Linked DNA regions of Mus musculus: regions 2 and 3 are each linked to region 1. The links are chromatin loops, found by intact Hi-C in ENCODE. Cell type or tissue: left cerebral cortex. All regions are shown on one strand. Links, peaks and the distances in the headings refer to the core of each region. The heading gives the core; the rest is flanking DNA.

The links. Peaks named below come from ENCODE experiments on the same cell type or tissue, not always from the same donor. Only the 100,000 strongest peaks of a DNase experiment are listed, where the experiment ranks them.
Region 2: a loop joins it to region 1, with 2.7 times the contacts of the local background. A loop is called at or near these places in 27 of 42 quality-filtered maps.
Region 3: it touches region 1 in a loop (8-fold over the local background); 18 of 42 quality-filtered maps call a loop at or near these places.

What each region holds. Positions count from the first base shown.
Region 1 is chr19:5,092,186-5,097,658 of GRCm38, reverse strand. It overlaps Yif1a (Yip1 interacting factor homolog A (S. cerevisiae)), which reads right to left. Exons shown (of 8, transcript NM_026553.4): 7 at 5,437-5,473; 8 at 4,780-5,357. The coding sequence ends at 5,211. It overlaps Cnih2 (cornichon family AMPA receptor auxiliary protein 2), which reads left to right. Exons shown (of 6, transcript NM_009920.4): 2 at 2,859-2,927; 3 at 3,328-3,375; 4 at 3,627-3,739; 5 at 3,844-3,987; 6 at 4,162-4,791. The coding sequence ends at 4,189. Among named protein-coding and RNA genes, the nearest start is that of Cnih2, 3.6 kb to the left of the region's middle. In left cerebral cortex, for the core only: a CTCF peak has its summit at 3,244 (motif pointing left); DNase peaks (open chromatin) are centred at 3,212, 3,630, 4,161, 5,415 and 3 more places; H3K4me3 peaks cover 2,718 bases; H3K27ac peaks cover 3,557 bases.
Region 2 is chr19:5,136,588-5,142,152 of GRCm38, reverse strand. It overlaps Pacs1 (phosphofurin acidic cluster sorting protein 1), which reads left to right. Exons shown (of 24, transcript NM_153129.3): 18 at 444-546; 19 at 951-993; 20 at 2,831-2,873; 21 at 3,088-3,223; 22 at 5,234-5,460. Among named protein-coding and RNA genes, the nearest start is that of Gm30840, 14 kb to the right of the region's middle. In left cerebral cortex, for the core only: a CTCF peak has its summit at 2,325 (motif pointing right); DNase peaks (open chromatin) are centred at 1,880, 2,318 and 5,041; H3K27ac peaks cover 1,623 bases.
Region 3 is chr19:5,149,274-5,154,838 of GRCm38, reverse strand. It overlaps Pacs1 (phosphofurin acidic cluster sorting protein 1), which reads left to right. Exons shown (of 24, transcript NM_153129.3): 8 at 1,116-1,175; 9 at 2,019-2,179; 10 at 2,472-2,565. Among named protein-coding and RNA genes, the nearest start is that of Gm30840, 27 kb to the right of the region's middle. In left cerebral cortex, for the core only: CTCF peaks have their summits at 3,312 (motif pointing right) and 5,180 (motif pointing right); DNase peaks (open chromatin) are centred at 2,944, 3,321, 3,680, 4,275 and 1 more place; H3K27ac peaks cover 2,740 bases.

The DNA.
Region 1 (5,473 bases), core at 474-5,473:
TAGCTCCCACCTGGTCTCACTCTGACTCTCCAGCTTCCTTCTGATTCCTTCACATACGTGCCTTTTGTCTTTCATGTCCCTCACTCCTGGTCTGCCCTCACCCTGGCCTAGCCTCACACCTCACTCTTCAGAATGTCTCTTGTCTCATCTCAAATGGTTTCCCATTGGAGAGGGTTCTTGTACCTAGTTCTCTCCTGGGCTTTCCCAAGGGCCTCCTCTACCTGGTTCTTTCTCCTCTCTAGAACTGTGAGCCTCTGGCTTACTGTTGAGGTCTCTGCCGGCTCCTTCCAGCTGCCCCTCCTCCAATGCACTCAAACGGGTCCCATACAGGCCTGTCTCTCTGTTGTAGCTACTAGCATGCACATCTCCTGGTCTAATCCTCTTTTAAGTGTTCTCTTATCTGACTGCATCCAGCGTGCCTCCGTCCCCTCTTGCTTTACCTTTCTTGCTCTCCATTTCTTGTGTCTTTCTGGGACTTGCTGCCTCCCAGAAAGCACCCTGTCTCTTCCTTTGTCCTCCCCTCCTTCCTCTTTGACAGGTACTAGATCCTGAGCCCCCACAGGCATCTCCAGACACACACCATCTCCAGCCCAACCCCTCACTTTGCTCCAGTCTTGATCTAGGTCTCCCAGTTGGGTTTCTTGTCCTCTGCTCCGTTTCTCTCTTCCTCCATCACTTCGAATCCATTATGCGCTTCCTGTCCCAGGCCCCAGGGCCTTGGACAGTTCTGTGGGGGAAGAACAACTTGGGTCCTAAGAATTAGAAAAAATGGGGGGACCCAGGCAGGATAGCTAACTAGCTCCTGAAATTCAAGGAGCCCCTTCCCACTCACAACTCCACTTTCCCTGGTGGGGCCCTTCTTAGGAGCTCAGAGCCTGCCTAGGACAGTTGCATAGCAGCTGCGGGGGAGTCAGGCTGCATAAGACCTGGACCTTGCAAAGTGTCCAGGCCGAGATGAAGTCTCCTGAGGTTGGGAGCAGCATCTCTGTTCTCTCGACAGACCTTTCTGGGACCCCTTCCACTGTGAGGCACTGAGCTTTTCACCCATTTAGCTTGGTCCTCTTATCAGGCTTATCAGTAAAACCAGGGCTTGCACATGCAAAGTCCAGGAGAGAGAGCGTGGTCCTCAGGTCAAAGCTGTTCAGAAGTAAAACCCCAGGACCCACTAGTCACTAGGCAACCCTGGTGAATGACGTGTGTCAGCTGTCACAGTGGAGAATTGTTTGTTCCGGGGTTGGGGGTGGGGGGAGACGATGCTGAGTCAGCGCCAGGCAGCCTGGGGGGGGTGGGAGGCTCGACACCCTCTGCCTACTGGTGGTGCCAGTTCGGGGGCAGACAGACGGTACCCTTCCGCCCCTGCTGGACCCTGTTGCTGTATCTCTCAGGCAGGCAGCAGCCCAGAGTCAATGAGGAATTGGGGGAGGGGCTCCAGATGGCCCCAGCTCCCTCCAGGAAGCCCATGTTCTTTTCCTCTAAACCGTATGGGGTCTAGGATGTTTGGGGGTGGTGGGCCTGCTGCCTCATCCTGGAGCTACAGGGGAAGGAAAGGGACTCCCCTTCCCCCTCAGTCAGGCTTCTCTGCCAGCCTGCCTCCCCCAGGTTACCTGCAGTTCCTTCCAGGTCCACAGCTTCATCTCAAATATCTGCTCCCTCAGGAATTTCTGAATACACCACCATCCCCCAGACACAGACACACCATAATAGAAGGTATCTTGGGGCCTTCTACTGTCACTCCCCCTATCACACAGGCCCTTTGAAACTGGCTACTAGAGAGCAATGGGTAGCCATTTCCATGACTACCATCCTTCTCACTTAAGACCACCATGCAATGAACCCCTCCCTGGACACAAAGCAGGCCAGCCTGCCCTTCACTGATCTGCCCTTGTATGACAAAGTGGGTAGTACTTTTAACTGGGTTATAACTTTACTACCTAGTAGCCCTTGTGGCCCTGGACAAGATACCTAACCTGTTTTCTCATCTGTAAGTCAAAAATGAAAGCAATACTAGCACCTAAGTCATTAGGTTGTTACAGGGTTCAAGCTAATGAAGCCTGCTGCGTGTTTATCTTGGCTGTGACTGTTAGCCAGCTTGTATCCCCAGCATTCCTAAACTGTTGTCCCCATTTCCTGGCTTTACAAACCACTAGGACTCCCCCTACTCCTATGTTAAAATCTAGTCTTTGTTGGCCGGCTGGCCGGCCATCCTGGAACTAGCTCTGTTGACCCTACCACCCACCTTGCTCCGTTCCCTTTCTTCCTATTCGCACACCACCCAACCCCGTGAACCTGCTACTTTCTGAATGTTCTTTCAACCTTCTGTGCCTTTGTATCTGTTCTCACCACTGCTTGGACTGCATTTCTCCCATTTGTTCACCAAATGCTTAGTCAGCTTGAACCCCACCAACCCATATGGAGTGCTGCGCTACCCCTAACTCTGATCAGGAGTTCTCTTCCTAGGCCCTGGGGCTCTCCTTGGACAAGAACTGTGTACCAAACCTCTATGGTTCCTGTACTAGCATGAGAGGAGAGGCCATGTCTTGAAATGTACGGGGAGTGCAGTAGAAACTAGGCATTGTCGACTGCTGTGTGAGCCTGGAGCTACCATTCTTCTCCACTAAGAAATAAGCTCCACTCAACAGGGTCTCCACTTATATGTCCCTATTCCAAGGAAGGACAGGCATGCGTGGCGTGTGTGTGTGTGTGTGTGTGTGTGTGTGTGTGTCTGGAAGGAAGGGAGGTGTTACCATCCAGATCCCTCCAAGAAGCCTGTGTTCTTTTCCTCTGAGCCATCTGGTGCCTGGGGTGTTAAGGGTGGTGGGCCTGCCCCAACCCTGACAGGCACACGCCCCTACCCCCAGATCATAGCCTTTGATGAGCTGCGGACTGACTTCAAGAACCCCATCGACCAGGGGAACCCAGCGCGGGCAGTAAGTGATACATGTGCTGTGCTGAGGTGTGTCCGTCCGTTTGTCTTTTTGTCATAGTGGAGGGTGGGAATGGAGATCGGGAAGATGGGGGTGCAATGTGGAGGGCTGAAGAGGTGACCCTGTCCTTTCCTCCGTCCCCACCCCCGCAAACACCTGGAGCGGACTCAGGGCTCCGGTTCCTCCTGGTGGGGATGCCTTTTCCAGGCTCTGGGCCGTTGCCATGGAGATGCGGGTGAAGGCCCCTCCATGGCGACAGTCACCATGGGGACGGCGGGCTGCTTGCCTGAGAATACACCGCAGAGAGTTCTGGCGCCCTCTGGTGACCACGCCCGGGGCCGTGGGAGGCGCTCTGGTTTCTACTCCTTGGCTTCCCTTATCTAGGCTCTTTCCTTCCCTACAGCGCGAGCGTTTGAAAAACATCGAACGCATCTGCTGCCTCCTGAGGAAGGTCAGTGTGAGGAAGCGCCTGGCTAGTGCTGCTTGCTCTCTCGCTCTCTGTAGGCCACAGCAAGTCTTGCCTTTCTTTTGAGGCTATTTGGTCCACTTTGCCACCCAGGAGGGTGGGAATGGCTAGCCAGAAAGGCCTTTTAGTTCTGAGATCATGGTGGGTTGGCACTTCCCAACATCATTACCCCTCTGTGCCATTGGGTCCATCCTGGCACCAGACCACTGACTTCTCACCCTCACACCCCCCCCCAGCTGGTGGTCCCGGAATATTCCATCCACGGCCTCTTCTGTCTGATGTTTCTGTGTGCAGCAGAGTGGGTGACCCTGGGCCTCAACATCCCCCTCCTCTTCTACCACCTCTGGAGGTGAGGGCAAGCAGTTACCTCGGGGACATAAAGATGGGGGCAGGGCAGGATGGGGGTCAGATCTGGTTGGCCAGAGGGGGGCACTCAGGCCTCCCTCGCACCAGGTACTTCCACCGTCCTGCGGATGGCTCTGAGGTCATGTATGATGCGGTCTCTATCATGAATGCTGACATCCTCAACTACTGCCAGAAGGAGTCCTGGTGCAAACTCGCCTTCTACCTGCTGTCCTTCTTCTATTACCTGTACAGGTGAGGCTGTGGCCACACAGCAGTTGGGATCCAGGCAAGGGGCATCCCCAGCTTTGGGCCCTTAGTTCCCGGGTCCCTCTTTTTGCCTTTGAGGATGATAGACAACTCAGGGCATGACTGAAGGGTGGCAGGCTTTCTCAGGTACACACGTTCACAGCCTCATCTCCCCCACAGTATGGTTTATACGTTGGTGAGCTTCTAAGGGGGAAGCCGGCCAGGGAGCAAGCCCAGAACGGACCGGACGCCTGTGCACCCCCAGCCCTGCCCCTCTGGCCACAGAGGCCTCAGCCCTGGGGAGGGAGGAGGCACTGGTGCCTCCAGCCTCTCCACCCCCCAAACTGCTGCTGCGGGGACCCCCGCCTTCAGAGCTCTCCCCTTCTGACTAGGGCCAGGCAAAGCTCTAAACGGGTGGGGGCTTCTCTGCTAGCCTGCAGCTAGGCATGGCAGTTGTCCTGGAAGGGGTAGGACTTCCGGTTTTGTCCGCTCCAGGGGAATTTGGGCCCTGCCAACAGGCAGACCTTGATCCTGGAAATACTGGGCAGCCCACCTTGGCCCTCACCCTGAAGCTCCCCGTGCAGGTGGGGGGGCACCTACACCAGGAATGAGCAGGCTCAACATGGGGGCAGCCCCATCCCTAGTCTGCCCTCCCCCCTCCCCAGGCTCTCTCTCCAACCCAGTCTCTACTTATCCCAAATCCAACCTACCCTGTCCCTTGGACCTATTTTCTATGTTGCCTGGAGGAGTCCAGCACCCCATCCCCTGACATTTGTGACAAAATATGAATAAACTACTGAAAACACACAAGCCCCAATTCTGCTTCTGGAAGGCTTGAACACATAGGGTTAGGTGGAATATTCTAGAGGTGACAACCCAGAGCTAAACCCCAGCACTGTGAGCCTTGCCCTACTTGCTCTGGGCTTTTCTGGAACCCTCTCGGATGAATCTGAAGCCTTGGAAGTCTCCTTGTAGCCACCCTTCCATCTTCCCTTTCCAGCTGTGTCCGATGCGACCCTTCCAGCTGTTTTTCAAAGCAGTATAAAAGATGCCTCGAGGATGCTCTCCCAGAATCCGCTTACCCTTCTCTTAGAAGCCTGAAGCCTAGTCCCCTGGGCAAAGCAGATACCTATGGCTTCCCCTCAGGTCCCAGGAACCAGGGTCAAGCCAAGTTAAGGAAACCAAATCTTCAATGTATGGAAAAATGAGTGCCACCTAAGGACCAGGGATCACCGGACCAGGTGGAAGGTCAGCCAGTATATGATGAGGGGCTGGAAGGCAGCTGCTCCCAGGGTCAGGTAGAGCTGGAGACGCTGCCGAGGGGCTGGGCCCCCCATGCTGTCAGGGCCTGAAGCTGCAGTCCGCAAAGATCGTACCTGGAAGAGAGGAGAGCTGAGTGGGCTAGGAAGGGGAATGTGTCCCAGAGGAGAGGGGGAGGGGCCGCCCCACACTCACAATGAAGTACATAAGCGCAGATGATGTCCAGGCCAGG
Region 2 (5,565 bases), core at 120-5,119, 45 kb before region 1:
GCCCCCAGCTATTGCCCACTGTGCAGATCCCCTTTCCAGGTGATGGTCATTAATGGAGGTGTACCCTGTGTGGCCCTCTCTCTCTTCAGGATAGTTTCTGCAGCTAAAAGTAAGGTCAAAGTGGCTGGTATGTGGGCCAGCTCTGCTTATAGAGACGACATAGGCAATAGAGAGTGCCACTGATCAAGCTCTTGTTGAGTGAGTGACACTGTACCAGCAGGTATTGCCATTCCACCCACTGGTGATGCTAGCTAGCATCAGAGTCCAGCTCAGGAAAGAGAGGACTGTGCTTTGGTTTATGATTCCTTTAAGCCATGGCCATCAGGATCTTAGAGTCCTTTCTTCACTTCAGCTCTGAGGGTCTTGGCTTGGGACTCAGGAGGACCTCTCTGAGGAGCTATAGGGCTACTAAAATAGACACATTCCTCCTGGCTTTTCTGCAGAGCCACTGGACGTGGTGGGTCGTGTGATGCAGTATGTCAATGGAGCTACCACAACACACCAGCTGCCTGTGGCTGAAGCCATGTTGACCTGCAGGCATAAGTTGTAAGTCTAACATTAGGAGTTTTCTAAAAACAGATTGGGTAGGTTAGAGGAACCTTGAGTTCTTTGATTTTTCACATTTTGTTTTTCACCATTCCATTTCCTGTTGGAGAGGCCCTAAAGGATGTGCATGCCTCCATGCCTGCACCTTCTCCTGCAGAGGCATCAGTTGTTGTCCTCACTGGTGACTGAAATCAGATGGCAAGTATGAGCAGAGCTGTTTGCACAGCATGCTCTCTGCCTCTGTTCTGTGCTCTACTCTGTCCTCAATGAGTGGCCACCCTGCAATGTGACAGAAAGTGGTAGCCTTGTGTTCTGGATCCCACTGAGCAGGATACAGTGTGGGAAGCTTATTTCTCCAGCACTCCTCAAGCCCACTGATTGTAAATCTTTCCTGTTTCCCACAGCCCTGATGAGGACTCCTACCAGAAGTTCATCCCCTTCATTGGCGTATGTACTTGCTTCCCCCTTCTGACCCCAGCATCCTGGCCCCTTACTTCCCCTCTATACAAGAAAATGCTATGTGTGCTGGCATACACCATTAAACCCAGAACTCTGGAGGCAGAGGCAGTAGGATGTCTGTAGCTAAACTTGAACTTGTGATCCTCCTGCCTCAGCTTCCTAAATGCTAGGCTTACAGAGGGACATCCTTTCCCAAATCAAGAGCTACCCCAGATTAGTTACTGGGTTCTCCTGTTTATTGTGCCAAGCCCTGAACTTGGGGCCTTGGACTGCTGAAGCTTATTCCACAGTGTAGCTGGTCCAGGTTCAGGGAGGGGGAAGTGGCCTCAGAAATAGTGAAACTTGCCATTCTCACAAGTCTAAAACCAGCTACCTCACAGGGTAGACTTGGAGGAAGAGCCTCTCTGTTGCAGATGTATATATTAGTGAATTAGTGAAATTGGAGTAAATTTATCTCAGAATAAAGCAAGATCCTCATGGATGCCTTTGGGGTCAAGTGTATTGGATTTTGGTATTCTTCCCTTAGCAATGACATGATCTCAGGAGCCTTGGAATTCAAGAAGCCAGAGCACTCTACAGAGGGCTGAAAACTGGTAATTCCATTCAGAAGGCATTGTGATTTCCTTTCAGAGAGTTGACTTTTGTCTCCTGTGATCTTGAAGCTCTCTCAGAATCTTTACAGGGAAGAGCTAAGCAGACCTGTTTTAACTGGTCCTGCGTTGGAAGGATGTCCTGAGTGACCTCATCTGGGGAGATGGGCAGGCTTCCTCCAGCCGCCTAGTCAGGCACTGCCGCTTGCCTAGTCAGGCACTGCCGCTTAGCCTCTGGAAAGCTCCTATTGCTGCATGGCAGTCCAGAGTCCCAGCTCCCACACAGGCTGGCGGCAGAGCTGCTGCCTTCATGGAACTAGGGATGTGAGAACACTCTCTGTGCTCTCAGAGTGAGTGACATTAAAGAAAAACTATTCCAGCGGCCACAGCTCAGTGACACAGCACATACATAAGACCCTGGGTTCTACTTGCGGCATCTAAAAAGAAAAAATTAACCACAAGATCTAGCAGCTTGCCAAACTGCCAGGGGAGTTAGGGAGATGATAGCTGTATCCAGGAAGGCCCAGGATGTCACCTGGACCCACCCCACAGGTACCACCTGAGAGGGGAACATAGCATTTGCTGCAGCAACCCCAGCCCAGCCCTGCCCTGAGCCTCCAGCACAACTGCTCTGCTGGATGGGCTGGCTCAGGTGCCAGAACACCTGTCATTTAGAACACAGAATACAGTAACCAAGTGTTTCTGGCTGTATTTTTTTTTCCGGCCACTGGAGGGCACCTTCCATCTTCTCCAGAATTCGTGAGACATACTCTCCAAGGGTACTTCAGATTCTAGGAAGTAGGATGTGGAAAAGTTGTAGCTATACCTTCAACAGTCCACTTGTCTTGACACAGAGCCTAGACACCCTTGAGATATACTTATTCCAAAGCCAATATGGCTTTAGAAGAAATGAGATCAGGACACTGCCTTCAAAGTTGGCTCTGCCATAGTCCCCAGAGAAGGGCTACCACGTCTCATGGGCCTACCTCACAGGACTGGGCTTCTTTCCTTTAGTTTTATGGTTCCAAGGATGGAGACCAGAACCTCTTTATATCACCAAACCCACACAGTAGTCTTTCTTTTTAAGTTGTCGGCTGTTTCAGACGTGTAAAGATTTTTTAGTCATTGACAAAACACCATGTAGTTATGGTTGTACTGCTGGCTACATGTTGGTTATAGTTGGATTGGGGCTTGCTACCCTGACAGAGGACCTAACAAAAGCCCCATCTCTACAGGTTGTGAAAGTGGGCCTTGTTGAAGACTCGCCCTCCACTGCAGGTAAACTAGAGTGCCTTTGCTTCTGAGTGAGACCATGCTTTCCCAGCACTCTGTGCTGTAATTGGCTGCATGTGCTCACGGAGGCAGTTGAGCGGGAAGGTCTGGGTCATTCCTCAGAGGAGACCCTGGGGCCCACTGAAAGGAAAGCACACCTCCTGCCACCAGCAGGTCAAGGGTGACTGCCTCTGGCCAACTGTGTTTGTCCCTTTGACAGGTGATGGGGACGATTCACCTGTGGTCAGCCTTACTGTGCCCTCCACATCACCACCCTCAAGCTCAGGCCTGAGCCGAGATGCCACAGCTACCCCTCCCTCGTCCCCATCCATGAGCAGTGCCCTCGCCATCGTGGGGTAAGGTTCCTTCCCACGCTGACTCCCTTCCCAGGCATGGCACCCTGGCCCAGCATAGCCATGCTGGGTGAGAGCACTGGCTGAGGTGGAATCCAGAGACGGGTCATAAGGCGGCGGAGACATTGAAAGAAGGTTTACTGCAGTTTGATTCTTCTTGCTTTGCCTTCATCACTGTAGGGTCAGCTGTGCCTGTATTGATATAGTGGCTCTAGCGGGCTGTTAAAGTATTGTTCAGGTAGCTTCTAATAGAGTCTCCTAGGGCAGTGGTTCTCAACTTGTGAGTCATGACCCCTTTCACAGGGGTTGCCTAAGACCATCAGAACATATAGGTATTAGCCAGGCAATGGTGGTGCATGCCTTTAATCCCAGGTCTTGAGAGGAAGAGGCAGGCAGATATCTGTAAGTTTGATGCCAGCCTAGTCTATAGAGTTCCACCATAGCCAGGGCTACACCACAAAAAAAAAAAAACAACAGTCTCAAAAAAAACAAACAAAACCAAAAAAAAAAAAAAAAACCCCACAGATATTTATGTTACAATTCCTAACAGTAGCAGAACTATACTTATGAAGTAGCAGCAAAAATAATTTTATGGTTGGGGGTCACCACAACATAAAAAGCTGTATGAAAGGGTAGCAGGATTAGAAAGGCTGAGAGTCACTGTCCTCGGGACGCCTGGGTCAAGTGGCACCATCCTGTGTGCACTATGGTGACTTTGGCAGGTTACTGAGCTTCAGTTTCTGCTGTGTGTGCAGGTGATATGACCACCTCACAGGAATATTGTCAGTTCCGAGTGGCAGCAGTGTCAGTGTGGGACATGCTTCAGAGTGGCACCCTCTGTGTACCTACCTGATGGGAGCCCCTGGAGCTATAGCAGCCAATGGCTCAGGTCCAGGTTGGGCCTGCAGTGCTGAGATGGCAAAGACCTTGTCACTGAGATTGCTGGGAGTGGTGGAAGGGAGAATTTTTCTTTACAATCTCAGGTTCAGGGAGGTAGCCAACAAGCTGGTTTTCTGCCATGTCTGAGGGAGGGCTAGGGAAGGTGTCATGAGGGCAGAGGACAAAGACTTTCAGGCAAGAAAAGCTAGGTGTGGCCAGGCACAGAGAACAGCATCTTCACTCTTCTGTCGTCACCATCTCCCCCTCTTCACGTCACAGCTCAAGAGGGGGCCGTTGCCAGTGGCTTTTCAGAAGTGCCCATGACAGTATCGTAACTTTGGAGGAAGGCATGGGCCCTAGAGCTAGTGTTCAGCCCTTCTCCTCCTTATATTCCCTATCATGGTCTTCTACTGTCATGGAAGAGACAGTTTAGGAATGCAGCCACACTCTGCCTCAGCAATCTAGTACTTTTAAGCTTGTAGGAAGCCTCTTTTCTCCTATTTTTTCATCCACTACATGAAAGGCTTCTATCCAGCTTGGATTTGAGGACTGGGACCAACCCCTACCTTGACCTCTTTTCTCATCCAATTTAAATTTGTTTTTTAATGGAGCCACCAAAATGAGGCAGAAGGAAAAGTCGGATGACTTTCATAGCCCGGCACCTATTGTGTCTGACGCCTCCTTTCAAGAAAACACTCCATTTTCCCCAGGAGCTAAAATTATCACTGAGCTAAAAGTGCCATACAAAAGCAAAGGTGCAGGGTGGCATCCCTTTGGCTGCCAAGGCGTCCTTGAAGCCATGGTGCTGTTTTAGCCCCTGCTCCCTGCTTTGCTCTCCAGACAGCTGCCTGCTCTGGGCCTGGGCTTGTTTGCTTGCATGTGTGCACACTCTTTCACAAAGCTTTCTCTTCTTCCCTTGTTTTATGAGTTTTGATTTCCTCACTGTGACTTGGGCTTTTATCTTCTTCTGTCTTTGTTCTCAGATTCTGTGTGACTGGAGGAAGCAGAGCCAGCTGGCTAGCCTTTTTCTCTTATTTCCTGCTCCCAAAAGCAGTCTCTCCCATCCCTCATTGGGCTTATGTGGTTAGTCACTGAAGTCAAAGCCAACATTTTGTTTCTATTTCACTTCTCCAGGAGCCCAAATAGCCCATATGGGGATGTGATTGGTCTCCAGGTGGACTACTGGCTGGGCCACCCTGGGGAGCGAAGGAGAGAAGGTGATAAGAGGGATGCCAGCTCAAAGAACACCCTCAAGAGTGTCTTCCGCTCGGTGCAGGTTTCTCGCCTGCCACATGCAGGGGAAGCCCAGCTTTCTGGCACCATGGCAATGACTGTGGTCACCAAAGAGAAGAACAAGAAAGGTAGGCCAGGGAAGACACCAGATCAGCAGGCCTCACTGGCCTCCCCTCCAAGCCCCTGTCCTAGGGCCTGGGCCGAAATCTGCTTCTGGATAAGATACGTGTATT
Region 3 (5,565 bases), core at 299-5,298, 57 kb before region 1:
TGGCTCAGGAACATACCAACGGCTCCATTTTTTTCCCAGGTTTTCAAGCCCTGTAGGGAAGACAAGTCCCAGAGTCCAAACTTTCCTTTTTTAAACTCTGAGAAAGAAAAGAGCTGTAGGACCCTCCCTGTTTTCTTCTAACCTTTATCTTTTCTGCTCTTAAATCATGAGGAGGCCCTGTTTTCTCTCCCAAAAGTACCTCCTAGGCTTCCTAAGTATCCCCTCCTGTGGCCTTTTCAGTAGCATTGTCCCCCACGTGTAGCCAGAGGTTAGTGATAATAGCCATCTCTCAGAGGCTCTTTCCAGGTGCTTTCTTGTTGTATTTCTGGACACTTGATAATGGTCTCCTTCTGCTCCTGTACAGTCTTCTCTCCCCACCACGAGCACTTTGTTCTTTGAGTTTCTTCCTTGTTGAACTTGCTCTTCCCACTGCTCTCATCCTTAAGTGCAAGTAGTGTTGTTCCCATTCCCATATGAGGTTTAGCTCTTCAGGCCAGAAATATGTGTGACTGAAAACTAACCCTGGTGCCTAAAGTAGAATAAGAAACAGGGATCAGGGAGCCTAGGCTGGGCCCAGTGAACTCTAGTGTCTGGAAATGAAGACTCATCTCAACAGATAACTGACACAGCAGTGAGTGGGTATCATAGAGCAGAGCTCTGCATAGGGACAATGAGGACACCATGGAAAAGTGGCCTCTGCTGGCAGTGCTCATTGCAGGCTGAGGGGGCAGAGGTTGACAGACTCCAGGTGTGGCTGGTAATTAGGTGGGTTGGCTGTGCAAGAGGACAAATGTTGTTCTGAGATGTGGGGACAGGGAGGTCCTGGACACTCACCAGCTGGTGCCTGGCTCTGCCAGACAGAGCAAAAGACGGGTTGGAGGTGCACCTCTAGAAAGTCCTGGGGTACGCTGGAGGCTTTGGAGACATGAGATGTCCAGCGAGCTGCCCAGGGCTCTGAGAAGTACACTAGCATTGGCTGTCTTTCTGGAGAGTGTGCAGTGTGAATGCAGCTACTGTCTGTCTTCTCTCTCTGTGTGAGGTAAGCTCCTGACACTCTCAGATTGACGACTAGTACATGTTACTTGAGAACAATTTGTATATTTTTGTCCCCACAGCAACCTAACATCAAACAGAAGTTTGTGGCCCTCCTGAAACGATTCAAAGTTTCTGACGAGGTATGATGCCTTATTTCCAGTTTCACTCCTAGGCCCTATATGGCCACTAGCAATCAGGGTTATGGGATCATGATTCCTATCGCTTGCATGCATAGCAGAGCCCCAGGAGAGATGGCATATGGAGAAGAGCATTACGTTTCTTGAAGAGAAAATGAGGGCTTCACATGAAGAGTGTGGTCTCATGGTATTTAGAAACACTTAGAACAGTCATATGTAACCATAATACTCGAGTCTCTGATAAGGGTAGCAGTGAAAGATTTGGCTATTGTTTAATTTGTCTTCATATCCCAAGGGCAGCTACAGTGAACAACATCCCAAGTGTGATATATCCTCATTGATCACCTCTGGGTAGAAATCCTTAGACCCTGGAGGTCCTGGCTTCATTCACCCAGGTTCCTAAGTAAACTAAAAGTGAGTAAAGATAGAAAATGTTGAGAAAGGGTTTTTGTCTCACTGTGGGCTGCAAAAAGTAGCTTACACCTGAATTTAAAGGACAGAGCAGGAAATGGGCTAGGCTACCAGATTGGGGTTTCTTGTATGAGTCCCTGGGAGGCACGCCAGCACTGTGTCTTCCCCCTGGTGCCGGCCCTGGTTTGGATACTGATCGTAACTGAGGGAGAAAGTAGCCCCAGCATGTCCCTGCTCTCAGAGGCTGACCATATAAGGTCACAAAGGTTACTCGAGTACTCGCACTCCGTTGGTCTAGAGGGACAGTGCTGCATGTCCCTCTAGGGGACACTGAGGGCACCACTGACAGATGACCTGGGAGACAGGACTTGCTCATCTAACCACAAGTGTTAATAGGGAGAACTCCAGACTCATAGATGTTTGTTTTGCTTACAGGTGGGCTTTGGGCTAGAACACGTGTCCCGGGAGCAGATTCGGGAAGTGGAGGAGGACTTGGATGAACTGTACGACAGTCTAGAGATGTACAACCCCAGCGACAGTGGCCCTGAGATGGAGGAAACAGAAAGCATCCTCAGCACCCCAAAGCCCAAGCTCAAGTGAGACCCAGAGCTCCTCCCAGGCCACCTCCCAAGCTCCCCTTCCCTCCATCATTGTGTCCCTTGCCTCCTCTCTCATTCACTCAGAGGACTGTAGCTTTTCATCATCTCCATGGCAAGAGTCCTGATAGGAATCTCTGCAGATCCCTTGACCAACTCCGTAGCATGCTACCCAACCAGTGTCTGCGAAGCCTGAGTTGCTGCTGAGCCTTGAGTGCTGATTCACTCAGCCTTGGGAGCTGCTCTCTGAGCTGCAGTCACCGCTGACAGCCACTGTGCTTCTTTGCTGCAGGCCCTTCTTTGAGGGGATGTCTCAGTCCAGCTCACAGACGGAGATTGGCAGTCTCAACAGCAAGGGCAGCCTCGGGAAAGACACCACCAGTCCTGTGAGCAGAACGATGGTGAAAAGGGTTGGGAGAGGGACCTGCCGTATTTGGGTTCTCACTCTGGGCCCTCTGCTTCTCTTAAATGTCACTCCTTTGGGGGCCTACAAAGTATCTTCAGTCTTCCTCCTCTGAGCCCTGCCTCGGAACCCTCCCTGAGAGCATGGGGCAGAGTGCATGCCATTTGGCCTATCGGGAAGAGAGTCTGCCTTCAGGCTACAAAAAGAATCAGGTATAAAAGGACAAAGTGATCTGTCCAGGAAACAGGGGAGAGCAATACGGTGGAAGAATGTACTGTTTAGTGAGTAGGTTTCATTCTGCCTGCTGAGCAGGAGAGCTGTCTGCTATGGCTCCTAGCAGCTGGTCAGAGACTGAAGCCTGTCGTTGTCAAGCCCTCCTCAGCCTTGCAGAAAGAAGCTGTTCATACCTTTGCCCACAACTAAAGGCAGACAGTCACCATATATAGTTTTAGAACCGAGCTCTGATGTGCTATTTAGAGCCATATTTTTCTGTTAATGAGAGAAACTGATTATCTCCAGTTCTTACTATTCTGGCATCAAATGAGGCATAATAATGTGTTCACAGGGGGAATACACATCTTACTCTGCAGTGGCTATTAACTGTGAGGAGATGAGCTGGCGGTGCCAGGCACTCCATCTGTCCAAAAGCAGTCTGTGGCTGGCCAGGCTCCTGTCCTGTGTGTGTGTGTACCTTCTTCTGGGGCATCTCAGCGACCTTTCTTCCTTCTGCCACCAGATGGAGCTGTCTCCCAGCTTATCTGTTTATTAAAGAACAGCTGGCTGCCAAGCCCACCTAGAACTGTACCACAGTAAGGAAGTGAAAGAAGGAAAACTGTGGCCAATGCTAAAAATTGCCCTTGGAGAAGCGTCAGCCTGCAGCTTGCAGATCCACCTTCCCAGCACCTTTCAAGCAGGTTCATAGTGGTTGAGAGCCAAAGAGGCAGTGTTTAGTGTGCTGCTAATATTGGGGCATGGCTCAGAACAGCTTTTCCTCACAGAGACCTGCCAGATGGCTACAGAAAGTCTCTGTCCTTGTGGATAAATAATTGACCACTAGAGCACTCAGAGCACCATCTCTGGGAAGAACCCCAGAGCCTGCTGAAGGGAAGATGATTGCACCGTGCTCTGTGAGTGATGAGCAGCGTGCTACTGTGACAGAGTATTCGTAAGGTGTTAACCAAGCCAGTGGTCATGAAGCAGTAAGCATAGAGTATGGCATACGTGAGTGTTCAGTAAATGGTCATGACCACTAAATGAGTAAGAGGAGCTGTTTAATATGGGGGGAAAGGTGTTTCTGCATTGGCAGAAGTTGACTATGTAGCCCTTGATTTGGCAAAAACAAACAAGGAAGCCACTTTTAATCCCAGCAGAGGTGGATCTTTGTAAGTTGGGGGCCAGCCTGGTCTACTTACTGAGGCCCTAGCTCAAACAAGGAAACAGAAAGCCTTCAACTGTAAGGGGTGAGTTTTCCAGAGTGAATCTTAACTCCATCTTCCCGCTGACTTGCTTCTTCTCAAGGCTGTTTCCTCATCTGCAACGCCTACATGGAAAACGTGTTCTCTAAAAAGCCATGTGGGAACGCTGTGAGATCCTGTGGGTCAGACTTAGGCAGAGTGTGCTGATTGATAGGCCTACTGAAGTACAGTTCTTTAGCACATCCCATTTTAGAGTTCCAAAACTGACAGACCATGAGTGTCTTCTGCGCAAGTCCTTCAATGCTAGTTCCCTTGGCCAGACCTCAAATCCGCTTTGTTGTCTCCCTGCTGAGATTTCTATTTTGAAGAGCCCATATGTCTGGGTGTGGGTGTAGAACTGTGGAATCCGTTGGGATGGAGGCACTTTGGGATGGTAGAACAAGGCTGTGCTCTTAACTTAAGGTAGATTAGGCAAAGGTGTGAGTGTTGGATCTAGTGGTTGCGCACTTCCTGTCTCACCTTGAGAGCCTCTCACCCCCATGGCTAAGCACTAGTTCTTTGTTTTGTTTCAGGATCGGGTCTGACTATGTAGCTCTGGCTATTCTTCTGGAACTTACAATGTAGACCAGGCTGGCCTAGAACTTAGAGAGATCTACCTGCCCTTGCACCCTGGAGTGCTGGGATTAAAGGCATGTGCCACCATGCCTGGCCTACTTTTTTTTTTTTTTAACTTTTTTTCTTTTTGTGGCACAGGGAATAGAACCCAGGCTTTATCTGAACTAAGGAATCTACCAGTGAGCTATGTCACCAACCTTGCTAATGTATTTTCTTTTTTTAAATTTTACTTTGTGTATGAGTGTTTTGTCTGTACATATGTATACATGTGTGCCTGGTGCCCACAGAAGTCTGAAAAGGGTGTAGGGTCTCCTAGAACTGGAGTTACACATAGCTGTGAGCCAGCATGTGGTGTCAGGAGCTGACCCTGAACAACTTCAAGAACAGCAAGTGCTCTTAACCCTGGAGCCAGTTCTCAAGACTTGTGGGGTTTCTTTTTAATTTCCTCCAAGGGAGTCTCACTGGGGAAACAAACTACTCTTTTTTTTTTTTTTTTTTTTTTTGCAAAGATTTATTTTATTTTATTTTATGTGAGTACACTGTAGCTGTCTTCAGATGCACCAGGAGAGGGCATCAGATCTCACTATGGGTGGTTGTGAGCCACCATGTGGTTGCTGGGATTTGAACTCAGGACCTTCAGAAGAGCAGTCGGTGCTCTTAACCACTGAGCCATCTCTCCAGCCCAGTTGTGGGGTTTCTTAATCTCCCACTTTTAGGCTCCAAATTCTTAGAGGATTCACTTTACTACTACAACAAGAAAGGATTTCTGCTGATACAGATTGTAGCAGTTGTTGAGTTTTCAACTCTTGAGACTCAAACACACAATCACAACATAATTTGGTTCTCTGTGCTTGTAAAGCCTGCCTCAGGACCCCCACCCAAGCCGCAGTCAGCCAAAGCGGAAGTCTGAAGCTGTGACAGTCTCCCTTCTCTGCCAAGCAGAGGCAGCACCA